2 separate regions of the Homo sapiens genome follow, and region 1 is linked to region 2. Evidence: chromatin loops called from intact Hi-C (ENCODE). Cell type or tissue: endothelial cell of umbilical vein. All regions are shown on one strand.

The links. Peaks named below come from ENCODE experiments on the same cell type or tissue, not always from the same donor. Only the 100,000 strongest peaks of a DNase experiment are listed, where the experiment ranks them.
Region 1: a loop joins it to region 2, with 5 times the contacts of the local background. A loop is called at or near these places in 47 of 110 quality-filtered maps.

What each region holds. Positions count from the first base shown.
Region 1 is chr17:50,851,280-50,853,779 of GRCh38, reverse strand. No RefSeq gene overlaps it. Among named protein-coding and RNA genes, the nearest start is that of TOB1, 14 kb to the left of the region's middle. In endothelial cell of umbilical vein, a CTCF peak has its summit at 1,522 (motif pointing left); DNase peaks (open chromatin) are centred at 599 and 1,489; H3K4me3 peaks cover 173 bases; H3K27me3 peaks cover 175 bases.
Region 2 is chr17:51,151,888-51,154,387 of GRCh38, reverse strand. It overlaps NME1-NME2 (NME1-NME2 readthrough), which reads right to left and starts at 829. Exons shown (of 9, transcript NR_037149.2): 1 at 726-829; 2 at 1-163. It overlaps NME1 (NME/NM23 nucleoside diphosphate kinase 1), which reads right to left and starts at 829. Exons shown (of 5, transcript NM_000269.3): 1 at 726-829. RefSeq lists enhancers at 559-978, 762-1,293, 317-1,516. In endothelial cell of umbilical vein, a CTCF peak has its summit at 1,035; a DNase peak (open chromatin) is centred at 957; H3K4me3 peaks cover 1,262 bases; H3K27ac peaks cover 1,638 bases.

The DNA.
Region 1 (2,500 bases), 300 kb after region 2:
TTTGAAGGATGATTTTTATACTATCACAAAGTCTTATGGAATCCAGAGGGAATGACCAACCCCAAAAGCTCAGTAGTAATAATGGCAACCCTTATATGAATTTACTATGTGCTAGATACTGCCCCATTTAAATTCAGTTCAACTTCATAACAACCCTCTGAAGGTTGTACTGTTTCTCCCATTTACAGATATATAAGTGGAGGCAGAGAGCTTGCAACAGTCACAGCCAGCGGAGCTAGGATTTGAACTGTGGGATTCTGTTTCCAAAGTCCATGATCCTTAACCATTACACTATCCTGCTCCCTTGGTTGACCTCAACCGGTCGATTTTATAAAAAGAGCCCCACCTGATTATTTAGAAGTCATCTAAGCTGCACTTTGTGCCCAGTCCCCCTCTCCTGCAAACCTCACTTGTGATTGTTTGCTCAGCAATCCCAAACTTATTTTGCTATCAGCCTTTGCCAGGCACAATTAGGAAAGGGAAATCGGTTGCAAAAACACAATGGAGTAAGATATGAGTTTGAGGGCTACGTGCTAGCTTTACTTACTTACATTGCGACTGCTCTCTGGATGATTAGATTTGTTGAGAAGCAACTATAGGCACTTCACATACTGAAGTCTTGGGTCCTGAGCTTTACTAGTACTTGTGATAGCAAAAGGGTGATGTTGACTCAAGTGGCTGCCCTGGGCTCAGATTCCATTCTTGTCCCTAAATTCTTTCTCAAACAAGGTGAGATATGATTAAAAACAGCTCCTGTATTCATCCACTCAACACATTTATTAAGCATCTCCTGCGTTAGGAACTGGCAGTGATATATACAATCCTTCGGAACCTCTAAAGGAGCTTACATTCTAGCAAACGATAACACACACGCCCAAATAATCATAATACACAGGAAAATGTAGGGGTATGAACAAAAAAGGGTGAGACTGTGCCTATCTTAGGGATGCTAGATCTGGGGGGAGATATCCAGCTATGAAGAATGGGTACAATGTCCACTGGAAGCACCCGGGGAAGCCTGGGCTCCCTCAAATTCCCAGCTCCAGTGGAGGAACAGGCAGTTGAGAGGAAAACCTTGGTCCTGGTGTGTGTGTGTGTGTGTGTGTGTGTGTGTGTGTGTGTGTGTTCTTCATCAGATGTAGCCACAGTAGGAAGAATGTGTGCTGCTAACCCTTGGGGAAAAAGGCAGAGGAAATCAGAAATAGAAGCTCTGCTGCCAGCCCATCTCTCCTGGGAGAACCTGCCTTTGAATTTGAACATTTTAACTTATTTTTTCACTGTTTCAAGCTTTGTACAGAAACATTATGAAAGAGAAATAGTTTAAAACTTCTTTATTCATCAAACCCAGGAGTGAGATGGGGAGGACCAGTAAGAAGTCCAAGGAAAGAAAAGGTGGGACTGAGAGGGGCGTCAGGCTGTGTCAGAGGGATGTCGAATTCCTTCCTTTTAAGACAGTTTCAGTTTCATGCTTAATCTAGAAACTTCCTCAGGCTAGAAGCTCCCTCTAGGGGTCATCTCATTTGTTTTCCTACCTTTAGTGACAAAGCCTCTTTTGGTTTTGTGATGTCAGGGCTCACAGCAGGTACTACCCCTCCAGAAGTTGGTGTTGGTGGAAAGTGCGTGTTCATTGCACAAACTCAGACACCCCCAGGTCACTCCCAGTTGCCACTCCCATCGCCACACCCTACCCCTGGCCAAGGCAACAAGTCTGTGGAGCTCTGCAGTTTCCTTTTCCAGTTTGGCTTTTTGGGTGCTTGTAATATCTTCCGGTTTGAACATAAATCAAAGAATGAGGCTTTGAAGGGAAAGCTTTGTATAAATTTCAGCCAGAAATTAACATTCCCAAATAACTTTTCGCCTGGGTCACTTCCCCGGGCAATGCCCTTCCCCAGGCTTCCCTAAGTTCTCTTGGTGGCTGAGCACTCTGTCATCCACTGAAAATACCACCACAAGCTGGCCAAACTCCTTCATGTGACCTGGGACTGTTCAGAGAGCATCACTATTCTGTACAGAGTGTGGATCCTGCTTTGGCACAGAAGACACCAGCGTCTGATCCTTGTCTCACACTCACTTGACCAGCGGGGACACATGTTTAGGCCCCACAATTTCCCCTGCAGATGTAAGAATGCTCTAGAGTGGTGTAGGGGGCTTCATTCAGCCTCCAAATAACATTACTCCTCGTGATCCTCTATGAGAAAGAACGTGGGCTTTGGGGTCAGACTTTTTTTTTTCCTTTTTTTTTTTTTTCTGAGACAGAGTCTTGCTCTATCACCCAGGCCGGAGTGCAGTGGCGCAATATCGGCTCACTGCAACCTCTGCTTCCTGAGTTGAAGGGATTCTCCTACCTCAGCCTCCTGAGTAGCTGGGATTACAGGTGCCCAGCCCCAAGCCCGGCTAATTTTTTTGTATTTTTAGTAGAGACGGGGTTTCACCATATTGGCCAGGCTGGTCTCAAACTTCAGACCTCAGGTGATCCGCTGCCTCGGCCTCCCAAAATGCT
Region 2 (2,500 bases):
GACAGTAGCACCATCTCTTGGCCCCATCTTCCTGTCCTTTAGTTAACCTCTTCTTACAGCATCTTAGCACTGTAGTCCAATTTTCTGTTTGTGTGTCTGCCTCCCCTGCACACCAGGCTGACTTAGTCCTGTGTAGAGACTCTATGGTACCTAGCCACAGGGCCTAGCAGTCAATAGGAGCAAAGAAAATCATTTATCACCATTCTGCAACTTCCAAAAAAAAAAAAAGAGAGAGAGACAAAGCCCAAAGACTGCGGAGAATCGCACGATGGGGTGCGGGGCAAGCATAAATTGTCCAGGAGAAAACAGGACTAAAGCGCCAGAAATACACCCTAAAAATGTCCCTCCACATCGGTCCCGGTGACACAACAGTAAGCACTCAGTGCTTGCTGAATGAATGACACACACACCCGTCATTTATTCAGCAAGCACTTACAGAGCGCCAACTCCGTGCCCGGCACTGCTCTCGACAGACACAAATAAGGCACAGCCCTGTCGTCGCGGCCTGACGAGAAAGGCGGCCACCGACAAAGGCGAGTCCACGTGGCGTGGGACGTGCGCCGACCGGTCTGCACTTGTCCACAGGCGCTCCCTGCCCCTCCTCCCATCCGATCCTCCTCGCCGCCTCTTAGAGCTGAACTCATCTCTTCACTAACTCCTCACCTAACCCACTCCCGCGACTACACTCCTTTCTTTTTCCTCTCAGGATCCCGAACACCTCTTACCCTTCCAGCTGCTTAGGTTTGAACTCCGGCTGCAGCCGCCAGCACCCGAAACGCGCCCGGGACCCACGTGGTTCGCAGCACTTGCACGCACGGAACGCTTCTGCGCAGATCCGCTGCCGGAGAGCCCATTTTGCAGAACACCGCTCGCCCACGCTTCCTCTTGGGAGTAGGCAGTCATTCTAGGGAACAACTTTCTGCAGTTTAACTTCCGGCGCTAGCTTTTTCAGACCTTTCCGGTTAGCTGCTTGCTTTCTTCTCTCCACCCCCGGGTTCTCTGACTCACTTCCTTCGTTCGCGAGCAAATTGGCTTCCCGAGAGGTGGCGCTCACACGTTGCGTGAAGTCCAAAGAGTGCCTGACCTAGAAGTAGACTTTTCGCTCCCGCTTTGTGTTTATTCACCTTTTCTAGCCTGTCAAGCAAAAAATTTTGAGTACCTACTACGTGGACGCATTATTCTAGGCCCTAGGGATAAAACAGTATGCTCTCTTGGAGCTTCTGGGAGGGATGGGAGTATAGGAAAACAAGAAGCAAATAAGCAAATTAATATGTAATAGATCGCATTTTGTAAGTGCTGTGAAGAAAAGGCCAGAGAAATCTCTGAGTAAGTGATAATAGAATAGACCTGCATGAAGTGAGGGAGCCAGCCCAGTGATTCTTCGAGAGCCAAGTATTACGGTGGACATCGAGTGGTGGAAAATGCCGTTAGAATAGAGCCAAATCTTATGTTGTGAGATGCTAATACAGATTTTGCACAAGGCATGACATCATCACTAACAAAAAAACATTCCCACTGCTCTAAGGGGAAATGAACGGGGGAAAGGTACAAAAATGGAATCAGGAGCCGTTTCAACAAATGATGCTGGAGCAATTGGACGAATATAGACCCAAAGAACCTCAACCTAAACCTCTCACCTTATACAAAATTTACTCAAAATGAATCATAGATTTAAATGTAAAACAATAAATCACTTATGGGGAAAAAAAAAGTTAAAAAAAATCCTCAGGACCTAGGGCCAGGCAAATAGTTTTTAGACGACACCAAAAGACCAATCTATACAGGGAAAAAGTTGATAAATTGGAACTTACTGAAATTTAAAACTTTTGGCCGAGCGCGGTGGCTCACGCCTGTAATCCCAGCACGCTGGAAAGCAGCGGCGGGAGGATCACTTGAGCTCAGGAATTCGAGACCAGCCCGGGCAACATAGTGAAACCCCGTCTCTACTAAACATACAAAAATGAGCCGGGCGTGGTTGCAGGCGCCTGTAGTCCCAGCTACTCGGGAGGCTGAGGCAGGAGAATCGCTTGAACCCGGGAGGCAGAGGTTGCAGTGAGCCGAGATTGCGCCAGGGCACTCCAGCCTGGGTGACAGAGCGAGACTCGGTCTCAAAAAAATAAAAAATAAATAAAATAAATAAGTAAAATTTCATTATTCTCCTGTTTTCTTTTTTTTCTTTTTGAGACCGAGTATCGCTTTGGCGCCCAGGCCGGAGCGCAGTTGCACGATGTCGGTTCATTGCAAACTCCGCCATCCGGGTTCAAGCGATTCTCGTGACTCAGCTTCCCGCGTAGCTGGGACTACAGGCGTCTGCCACCACGCCCGGTATTTTCTTTTTCTTTTTTTTTTTTTTTTTTTGAGACGGAGCCTTGCCAGGTCGCCCAGGGTGGAGTGCAGTGGTGCGATCTCGGCTCACTGCAACCTCCGCCTCCCGGGTTCAAGCGAATCTCCTGCCCCAGCCTCCCGAGCAGCTGGGATTACAGGTGCCCACCACCACACC